2 separate regions of the Mus musculus genome follow, and region 1 is linked to region 2. A link is a contact called in ENCODE POLR2A ChIA-PET data. All regions are on one chromosome and are shown on one strand. Each heading gives the region's core, a stretch centred on a gene start or an enhancer-like site at or near the end of the contact. The rest is flanking DNA. Distances are from core to core; before and after follow the strand shown. Region 1 holds the start of Spag4 (sperm associated antigen 4). Region 2 holds the start of Cep250 (centrosomal protein 250).

What was found. ChIA-PET counts read pairs that join two places held with the same protein, here RNA polymerase II (POLR2A).
Region 1: POLR2A ChIA-PET joins it to region 2 with 11 read pairs in Patski. The contact joins the promoter of Spag4 here to the promoter of Cep250 in region 2. POLR2A ChIA-PET finds 5 or more read pairs at or near these places in 2 of 5 experiments (Patski and embryonic stem cell).

Annotation. Positions count from the first base shown.
Region 1 is chr2:156,062,374-156,068,163 of GRCm38, reverse strand. It overlaps Spag4 (sperm associated antigen 4), which reads right to left and starts at 2,951. Exons shown (of 12, transcript NM_139151.4): 1 at 2,493-2,951; 2 at 1,926-2,030; 3 at 1,531-1,597; 4 at 1,298-1,359; 5 at 1,032-1,075; 6 at 827-852; 7 at 601-709; 8 at 342-417; 9 at 112-227. The coding sequence starts at 2,802. Gm39970 (a long non-coding RNA gene) reads left to right here and starts at 3,550. Exons shown (of 3, transcript XR_866890.1): 1 at 3,550-4,159.
Region 2 is chr2:155,952,824-155,957,937 of GRCm38, reverse strand. Cep250 (centrosomal protein 250) reads right to left here and starts at 1,380. Exons shown (of 33, transcript NM_001130000.1): 1 at 1,281-1,380.

The DNA of each region.
Region 1 (5,790 bases), core at 1,702-4,201, 110 kb before region 2:
CCTCCTGGAGCCAAACTGACCTGGGCTCCACTCCTCCCTGCACCAGGCTGACTCCTGTCCCCAGCTCTTGCCCCTTGGTACTGTCCCCAAGCCCTCTGGCTCCAGGCCCACCTCCAATATGACAGAAGGCGGGCGGGCATAGTTCCAGAAGCTCAAGCGGTTCCAGAAGTAGGCAGTGTTCTGGTCCTCGTAGTCACTGGACGTCTTCTCCAGGTCGATGGAGGCTCCTGGAACAGGCACAAGTCAATTTCAGGGGCTCCTACTGGGACTTCTCAACAGCGCGGTAGAATGGCTGTCTAGGACCGTCACTCCAGCTCTTTCCACATCTCTCTGTGTCTTACCCACAGAGCTCAGTGCATAGTCAGGTTTGCGCACGAAGTCTTCATTCAGCCTCTGGAACACGAGCTTGGCCACTCTCTAGAAAGGCAGAGGGTGACCCAGGAGGACTGTGAACTAGCTTATAGGCAGGCCTGCTTCTCAGTAACTCGATGCTCTGAGGTAGGAACTTAAGGGCCTTGAGAAAGATTCCCCACACTGGGACCCAGTCTTCCAAGTGAACACAGCTAGACCCCTGAGCCTCCCAGCTGGGCCATAGCCCACCTCACTGTGGGCTGCACGAACGCTGGACACCTCCTTGTGGAGTTTATTCAGTTCTGCCTGGAGCTGCTGCAGTTGCTGGCCCTGGGAATGCACGCGGTGGTGGTATTGGCTGTAGTTGGGAGGTGGGTACCATGCAGTTAGCTACCTGTCCCTGTGCATTCCTCTCAGAAAGCACCCACAGAGGCATTGCCAGTGTTGCCCAGGCCTGCCCCAGCTGCCCTTTCACCTTAGAGTCAGCATCTCCGTAGGTTCCTGTGGAGGAAGGGACCAGTAAGCACCCTTCTCTGTCAACATTGCCCTACCATTCTTGGTTGGCCCATGGGGATTTATACTCAGTGCTTCCTACACTGCCCCCATCCCAACAGCCCAGGGATGCCCCCCACATACACACAACCTCACCCCACCTGGAGACATAGGTCTCCCCAACTCACGTTCTCCAAAGGAGGGATCAGGTACAGGAGCCCCCACCAGAGTGCTGGAGGAAGAAAAAGAGGAAAGGTGTCCTCTGATGTAAGAGGACAAGGAAGAAAGCAAGGAGTTGGGGTGAAACCTAGGGCTGCCGGAGCACACTCGGGAGACCAAGATGGGGGGGGTCACTAGAATGGGCTGAAGGCCACCAAGACGGAGTTCGGGGGGGGGGGGCTGGACTTGGCCCCAAACCTGCAGAGCTGGGTCCCAGGGAATCGATGCTCCTCACCTGCCAGAAAGATGCTCAGGAGCGACACAGCAGTGAACAGGAAGCGGATGGAGCAGATTTCCCTAAAGAACAGGAGTGGAAGCTGCTGCCTAGAGGCCCTGAACCACTCAAGCCTCGACCGTGGGGGTCCTAGACCCGCCCAGTTTCTGGGAACTCAAGCAGATCTGGATCTGCTCTAGCCTGGGTGGGGCCAGCCCTGCTGCCCTTCCCTGAGCCCTGCCGTTCCCTCTGACCTGCACACACAGACCAGCCCATCGACTGCCAGGGATAACACCATGCTCAGCACCTGAAAGAGGAGGCCTAGGGACGGAGACCGGAGAAGCAGCTCAGAGAGGGTGATCCATGAAGGTGAGGTAGTGCAGGTTCAGAAGGGCTCAAGAGAAGCCGGGGTGGGGACTGGGGTGGTGCGGAGGACAAGAGTCTGGGGCTCAGGAGGCAAGGGTCGTTTGGGGAAATGAGCTGAGGCTGGACACTAGGGCACAGGCTCGAGGAGGAGAACTGGGAACAGGGGCGGGGGTCCGAGAGCAGAGGTCAAAGGGCATCTGGGCTGGTTTCTCTGACTCAGACTCAGCAGAAATGGGGTTCTGAGTGCCAAGGTCAGAGGGGATGGGGCTGGCCTGGCTCGTACTCAGGAAGCTCTTGGACACCCTCGGGGTAGGCATCTCCTGCCTCAGATCCAGGATCGGGAGAAGGTTGAGTTGTTCCTCCAAAACTACAGAAGATCCAGACGGTTCTGCAAGAGCCCAGGGCACCATTGAGGTTTTGTGCACCACAGGCCCGCTCTTCCCCTCGGGGCCCGGGCGCAGGCTCCTGACCCTAGTGCCAAACAGCTGGGCAGCCTCTCAAACAGGCTTTTAGTCCAGGCCTTTGCCCCAGGTCACACTCCCTGCACACGCCCAGACCCGGAGCTGGAGAGTCTCAATCAGTGGAAACCGCCCCCCAGTCTGAGTCCCCGTGCGGCCGGACTAGGGTCACACTCACGCCGGCCCTGCGGCACCTCCTCAGCCATGCCCAGGCACAGGATTTCCTCCGCCCCCTCCCGGGACCGGCCATGGCACCGAGCTCGCCCCCGAGGGACACGTGTCGAGCACGTCCCCTCGTGAGCCAGGTCGGGGCTTCTGCACCCAGGTCCGCGCCGGGCCCCGCCCCCGAGCCCGCCCCGCCCTCTCGCCCCCGGGTTCGACCCCGCCCGCACCCGAGGCCCCGCCCCTCACGGTTGCCGCGCCACAGGCGGTCTGCCCATTGTGGCTCCGAGGCGCCAGCTTCGGCCGAGAGCTTCCTGCCCATGTGTCTCCTCCGGGCATTCCTGGGCTTAAGGCGGGCTCACCACAGCTCGAGCCCCGGGCCCTTCTGCCCTCGGGCTCCCCGAGCTCCGGCCCAGCGGACCGGCGCCCATTGCTGTCCCCCGAAGTCGCGCTGTGGGAACTATTGCTGTTCTCGCTGTAGAAGTTGGGTGTGTGATTATGAGAGGATGCGGCCGAGCCTGAGCGGGGGCTCCGCCGCATCCTGACCTGGGCTACCCCTCTGGGAAGCCGAAGTCGCCGCAGCCAAAGCCCTCGGCCCTTCCTCAGCTGCCTCGCGCCGCAGGGTAGCACCCTGCGTGAGCCCCGCGGCGGCTCGGCCGACCCTCCCGCTGCTGTGCTGTTGTCACCGTCACAGAGGAGCCGCGTCACAGAGCGCCCGTGACGTCACTGGGAGCCAGCAGCCCATCCCCCTTTCCTGATACATTTTTGTTCATGGTTTGGGTGTGTGTGTGTGTGTGTGTGTGTCCATCCAGAAGTTGATCTCTGCTGCTGTCTTCTCCTGCTCCCCACCTTAGCTTTCGAGATAGATTCTCTCTTTCTGAACCTGGGGCTCACTTTTTTGTTTTGTTTTTTCAACTAGGCCCCAGCGGTTCTCAATCTTCCTAATGCTGCGACCTTTAAATACAGTTCCTCATGTTGGGTGACCTCCAACCATAAAATTATTCTCATTGTTATTTCATAACTATATTTTTGTTGGACTGGAAAGGTGGCTCAGCGGTTAAGAGCACTCACTGCTCTTCCAGTGGTCCTGAGTTCAATTCCCAGCAACCACATGGTGGCTCACAACCATCTGTAATGGGATCCGATGCCCTTTTCTGGTGTGTCTGAAGACAGCAACTGTGTACTCATATACATAAAATAAATAAGTCTTTAAAAGAAAACCTGTAATTTTGCTACTGTTATGAATAAACTTTTGGAGATAGAGGTTTGCAAAGGAGGTCCCGACCCACAGTTTGAGAACCATTGAACGAGGGCTGGGACGACTCCATGGTTCCACTTGTCCCTACTCCCACAGAGCTTCAGTGACAGGCAAGTACCACAGCACCCTCTGTTTATGTGGATTCGGGGTTTACAAGCAAGTCCTCATGCTTAGGCAGCAAGCGTGAGGTTTATCCACTGGGCCATCTCAACTCCTCCTCTCTGTTCTGAGTCACGGTCTCTTACAAGTTTGACTAGAGAGCTAACCAACGGGTCCTAGGGATTCTGCTGTTTCTCTCTCTTCAGAGTCGGGATCACAGTCCCCTGAGCTCTGGTCTGTCGCTTTTTACCTACAGTGCTGGGTATCTGCACATGGGTCCCCGGGCTTCCGCACATTTTATTGATTATGACATTGCCCCAATCTCCTATGTAATTTAGACAAGAGGTTTTGCTTTGATTCTTTTGCTAGCCTGGTACTGGATATATAACCCAGGATGGTCCCGAGTCAGGACCATACTCCCGGTACAGTCTCCCAAGCCTGAGACTATGGGCATGTCATCATGTCCATCATGACCAGCTACAATGGCACCTAGATTTTGTTCACTTCTGTATCCTGCAGTACCTAGACGGGTCTAGCCTGGTAAGTGCCCTAGTATTTAGGGAAGCAGTAAATATTAGGAAGGAACAGAGCATCATCCAACACACTAAAACATTTATTATGGCCCCTCCTATTCACTTTTAAAACAGAGTCTCACTATGCAGCCAAAGCCAGTCTGGAGCTCAGATCTGCCTGCCTCCCCCACCTCCCAAGCTCTGAGGTAAAGGCATGTACCACAACTCCCAGCTGAGAGAGAGACAGAGGGACAGAGAGACAGAGAGACAGAGAGAGAAAGAGACAGAGACAGAGACAGACAGAGAGAGAATAAGCTTTAAGCTCGGCAACAAGTGCCTTTACCTGCTGAGCCATCTTGCTATCCTAGAACCACATTTTGAATAACTACATGCTTGTATCTAATTAATGTCTGTACCAGGAACAGCAACAATGTAGTGCAACCTGCAAGATTTACACAGGGAGTCTGTCAGCTCCCGAGGGAAAAGGACTTACTTCTCTGAGATCATGTTGCATCACAGGTTTGAATTTGGGAATCCTGACCCAGCAAGGTGGTAGCACACTTCTTTAATCCTAACACTATGGAGGCCAAAGTAGAAGGATCTCTGAGTTCTGAATTCAAGGCCAGTCTAGTCTCCATAAAGAGTTCCAGGACAGCTAGAGCTATATAAAACCACAATGACAAAAACAGAATTCCAAAATCCTGCACCCACCCGGTGTTTTTCTTCTCACATCACATCTTACTTAGAATGCTAATCAGCTTGGGGAAGTGGCAGTTCTTAGAGGCTGAGGTATAAAGACAGTCTGTTCTGCTAAGCTGTGTTCCAGTCCAGAGGAGGTTCTTGTATTGTACCAGGCTCTAGAGAGGTGACATTACTATGTTTCATTAGATTCCATAGAGCCCCGGAGGCAAGCAAAGCAGGAAGCCCATCTGACCCTGCCCTGGGTCTGTTCGAAAATTCCACTGGATTGCAGTTTCTCTGACAGAGGAAGGTGAAGCCTCCTCAGCATTTAAGTACCTTGTCATTGTCACCTAACCTGGATCTTACTTGAAAAGAGAGCGACCTGGCAGGAGAGATGGCCCAGTGGTTCAGAGCACTGTCCTTGAGGACTGAGTTCAGTTCCCAGCACCCACATGACAGCTCACAGCTGTCTGTAACTCCAGTTGCTGAGGATCTGGCGCCTCTCACAGACATGCAGGCAGAACACCAATGCACATAAAAAGAAATAAATCTCAAAGTAAAAAAAAAAAAAAAAAAAAGCAACCTTGGACCTCCTTAACCAACAGTACAAAGGGAGGTTTCCATGCCTGGCACTAGAGATTTTGGTAGTCTTTGGCTCTTGAGAGGAGCATTATCACCCATGTCACACACACACAACATTCACATGTATAGTACACTTCTTTTTTTGGGGGGGGGGGGTGGGTTCAAGAAAAGATTTTCTCTGTGTAGCTCTGACTGGCCTGGAACCTGCTATGTAGACCAGGCTGGCCTTGAACTCAGACAGATCTACCTGCCTCTGCTTCTCAAATGCAGTGTTATTAATATATGTGTTATTATTATATGGTTATTATAATGTCTTAATATAATTCTGTGTTATTAATATATGTTAAGTAAGCTTATAAAATATGTTTCCCTATGACGTTTTCAAGCTTCGTTAGT
Region 2 (5,114 bases), core at 131-2,630:
ACACGAAGGCTAAAGACATCTCCACAACGTCCTCTATAGCCTTCACGTGTCCACCAGGCGCAACTGGTTAGTAGCAAAGCGGAAATCAAAGTCTAATTCAATTCCAAATTCTATTCTCATTTCATTAGCTGCCAAAATCAAAAAATATAAAACTCACAGCACTGCAGAGCATTTCCTAAGGGGAATGAATTAATGACATCCACACCTGAAGCTTTCTGAGGTAATTTGAGCAAAATGTGACAATATGTTCCTGCAGCACAGGGTGTAGATGTACCAGTAAGACAGTGCAGAGCTGGCCTTGATTTTTGTTAAGAAAACTATCGATTTGGTAATATTATCAATCCTACTTCATAAGCTTTCTCAGGGCCCAGCCTAGACTCACAGGCCTGAAATCTCAACACTGACTGGCTGCATAAGACGCTGGGTTAAAAAAAAAAGCAGCCCTTTTATTGAAACGTGAGTTGCAACCCTGACCTCCATATCTTACAGGCTAACGTATAAACAGCAAACTAAAGGCAATCTAGTTAAGTCATAATATTCGTAGGGGGTTCTAGCTCATTGTGAAACTTGATTTATAAGTGCTTGTTTCTTCGTGCATAAAACGTGAATATACAGAACGCACACCATAGATCGCTGCATGGATTAAAGGGGCCTTTGTAGGTAATGCATTTAATAGAGCTGTCATCTTTCGACTATTCAGTAACTTTTTTTTAGTTACTAGTAGTCATCATAGGGCATAAGAGTTGAAAAAAAAGGACATGATTTCTAACAAGCCCAGAACAAGAAAGAGTGGCAGAACACTGACTTGGGCAAAGTTCGCAAAAGGCAAGAATCTGATCAGTTGAGCCTGGAGCAGGCCTCAAGAAAGATTTTTAAAGAAGTGATCTTTGAGTTCTGAAAAATCAAAGTTCTGATAATGGGGCAGTGGGCTGAGAGCGGACTTTCAGGGGAAGATCACATGCAAAGCCGTATGAGCACAGGGCGCTGCAAAACTCCCGGGTGCACGGAGCGTGATCCGCAGGGCGCGCAGCATCTCATCCCGTCAGCTCCGGGCTACGACAGTGGGCCACCCGAGTGTGAGGTTCTCTGGGCGGCGGCTGCAGCAGGAAACTGAGGCAGGCAGGCCCCGACCACTGGGACAGGTCCCAGCCCCTCTCTGGGCCCGGGGTGCCTCCCGGGATACAGGAAGCCGCTGTCCAGGCGACATCCCCGCGGGCGCCCAGGCCCTGGACCTCGGACCGTTACGCTCAGCGCCTCCCGCCTGCCCCTGCCCACCTCACCAGAGTCGGTTCCCGGGGATCCCGAAGCGCTCCGCAGCTACCGAGGCCGCTGCAGCAACCTGCAGGCCCGGCCTGGGGCCGCCCTCAGTCTGGAGGCCAGGCCCCGCCCGTCAAACTCCCGCCCTTTCGTGGGGAACCGCCCAGCCCAGTCCAGCCGAGCGCCGGGAATGAGTGCGCCGCTGCAAACCTCTCGCCATATTAAGTACTGGCAGCCAACTTACTAGAGAAGCCCAAAAGGAAAGGGGGGGATATAGTGAGACCAAGGTCGCTCTCCAAAAGTAAAGACAGTCACCGTCTCTGAATTCTAGCACTGAACGTTCTGAGGTGGAGAAGAAACACTCGCCCGTAAGCTCCCGCCTGTGGCTTCAGAGTTAAGTACTGCGCATGCGTGTAGCCAAGGTCTCGGTGCACCTGCGCACTGTCTCACCAACAAAGCCAAGTACAGTAACTGGGTGAAAGCACCTAGCTCCAGTTAAATCTGGGCAAACGAATGTCTCAGCTTTAGATCTTTACTGATCCTCCACGCAGCCCCAGGAAACAGAACATTCGCAAACAACTGTGTCGTTGGCTACTTTGTCCGGTTATGACTACCGCTACTTGACTGCGTTCCGCTAGGAACGGGGAGTTATTTTGATAATATATTGTACAATCATTATTGACGCATTTTCTTAGCATTGATTTTTTTCATTTATTTATTTATTTATTTTGGTTTTTCGAGTCAGGGTTTCTCTGTGTAGCCCTGGCTGTCCTGGAACTCACTCTGTAGACCAGGCTGGCCTCAAACTCAGAGATCCGCCCGCCTCTGCCTCCCAAGTGCTGGGATTAAAGGCGTGCGCCACCACTGCCCGGCTTTTCTTTCTCTTTCTCTCTTTCTCTCTTTCTCTCTTTCTCTCTTTCTCTCTTTCTCTCTTTCTTTCTTTCTTTCTTTCTTTCTTTCTTTCTTTCTTTCTTTCTTTCTTTCTTCCTTCCTTCCTTCCTTCCTTCCTTCCTCCCTCCCTCCCTCCCTCCCTCCCTCCCTCCCTCCCTCCCTTCCTTCTTCCCCTTCTTTCTTTCTTTCTTCCTCCCTCCCTCCCTCCTTTCTTTCTTCCTCCCTCCCTCCCTCCCTTCTTTCTTTCTTTCTTTCTTTCTTTCTTTCTTTCTTTCTTTCTTTCTTTCTTTCTTTCTTTCTTTCTTTCTTTTGTGTGTGTGTGAATTTTTTATTCATTTATATTAGTACACTGTAGCTGTCTTCAGACACACCAGAAGAGGGCGTCCGATCCCATTACAGATGGTTGTGAGCACCATGAGGTTGCTGAGAATTGAACTCAGGACCTCTGGAAAAGCAGTCACTGCTATATAACCCCTGAGCCATCTCTCCAGGCCAGCATTAAATTTTTATTTGATTCCCAGTTGGTTATAATTTTAGTAGAGACAAAACAAACAAATAAGCAAAAACAAAGAAATGAATCATCTCAGTATATACCAAGACACGAGGTGGGACTTGACACTTCGATTCAATTCCTGAAGACTCAGTAGACCAAAGGTGAAGCCAGGAATCTGCATTCTTGCAAATACCCCAGATGATTATGCACTATGGGAACTACACGAGACAGAGTCCTTCTTGGGCATCTGTGACTCTAGCACACAGTACAAGGCCATCTGATACAAAACAGATGCCCAGAAGTGTTGAGTGAACTAATTAATGTATAGGTGGTGTGAGGTGGTGTGAACATGAGAGAGCCAGACAGCTGAACAGTGGAGGCACACGCCTTTACACCCAGCCCTGGGGAAACAGAGGCAGGCAGATCTCTGAGTTAGAGCCTGGTCTACAGGAGGAGTTCCAGAACATTCTGAATTATACACGGGGTTGGGGGTTGGCGGGCAGGGAGAAGGGAAAGAGAGGAGAGAGCTAGGGAACAGAGATAAACACCCTATAGCTTTTTAAACGTTTTAGGTTTTTGGGGTTAGTTGGTTGGTTGGTTGGTTTTTCAAAATAGGGCTTCTCTGTGTAGCCCTGGTTGTTCCACCAAAGTGCTGGGATTAGAGGCAAAGACACCACTGCCAGGCAACAAGATAATTTTTGAGAAATAAAACTTACTCTATGTTTTCCCATCATGGTTTCTTGTTTCTTTCATAGAAATTCTGCCTTTTATTTACTGACTTATTGTTTTCACATGTTTCCTCTCTGAAATTTAAGTTTCATAAACTTGTGAGAGTGAGTTATTCTGAATGCTTCATGTATAGTCTCATAGGCATTGAGTAAGTATCCATTGAACTGTATAAGTCAAGTCATCCTCATAGTTTTTTTTTTAAAAAGTTGCTCTTTAAGCTCTCACCCTTCTTACTCTCATTTCTAGCCCTCCTTCTCTCCCTCCCTCTCCCCTTCTTTCCACATGGCCATGGCCAGCCTCTCTCTCTCTCTCTCTCTCTCTCTCTCTCTCTCTCTCTCTCTCTCTCTCTCTCTCTCTCCCTCCCTCCCTCCCTCCCTCCCTCCCTCTCTCTCTCTCTCTCTCTCTTTCTTTCTTTCTTTCTTTCTCTCTCTCTCTCTCTCTCTACCTTCTCTCTTTCTCTCTGCCTTCTACAATAAAGCTCTAAAACCATTTTTTAAAAAAAGTTACTGAGATAAAAATCCATCACAGGGGTAGGGTACGGGGTGTCACTCAGTTGTTCCTGTGTTTGTCTAGCACTGTGAAGCCCTAGATCTGATAGATCTGAGCATGGTGGACAGGCCTATAACCCCAGCACTTGAGGTGGAGAAAAGAATATCAGAAATTCAAAGGTATTCTCGGCTACGTAAAGAGTTTTAAGGCTAGCCTGGGGTTCACGAGATTCTGTCAAAAATGAAAACAGAAAATCCATCAGCAAACAGCATACTTTAGGGAGTGGCCATAGGTTTCAAATTACCAAATATACCTATAAAAGGGACCAATGAGTTAGTAAATCAAAACCAAACAGTAATCATTGGCCTTTGTAAAGGGGGAACCATTCATGTCTATGCTAATTTTACAGTTATTTTGTTTGTGCATGTGTGTGTGTGCAGGAGTGAACGTGTTATGCATCATGGTTTTTGTCTGTGCCTTGGTGTGTGTATACAGGAGTGAAAGAGTGCATCTTTTATGGTGCTTGTCTGTGCATACTCTTGTGCAGTAGTGAAAGCGTGCGTGTATCATGGCACTTGTTTGGAGGTCAAAGCCCAACTTTTCCAGACATTCTTTCGTCCTTCTTGCTGAGGCTGTCTCTCTGATTTCTGCTGCTCTGCTGTGTATTGTAGGCTAGCTGGCCTGGGGACTTCTCAGTGATTCTCTTGTGTCCCCCTTCCATCTTCCTGCAGGAGTGCTGGAATTAAAAGTATACTAGCCATGGTCTCCAGCTTTGTATGGGTTCCAGGGACTGAACTTAAGTCATCATGCTAAGTGGCACGCACTTTTAGCCATTGAGCCATTTCACCAGCCCATTTATTTTTCAGACAGAGTCTAAGTACACAGTCCAAGCTGATCTTAAACTCAGGATCCTTCTGCCTCAGCTTCCCAAGTGTTGAACTTACAGGCTGGCATCACCATCACCATGCCTGGTCTGGGAGACTGAATCACTAGAATCCCAGACCATATAGTACTCTGTCTCCATCCTCATGGCTGATTCGGGGATCCCTGCTGGAGAGCCTGTATGTGAGTCTACAAACAGACTTACCAGGTGCCCTGATTCCAGGAATATGCCAGGTACCATCCTCACTCCCCAGGGAAGTTCACAGACCGGAATGCCAGGGCAAGTGAATGAGACACATACCCTGATGTATAATGGGTACACCTCAACTATGTGTCTTCCTCTTCCTCACTTCCTGCCTCCTCAGAGTGGCAA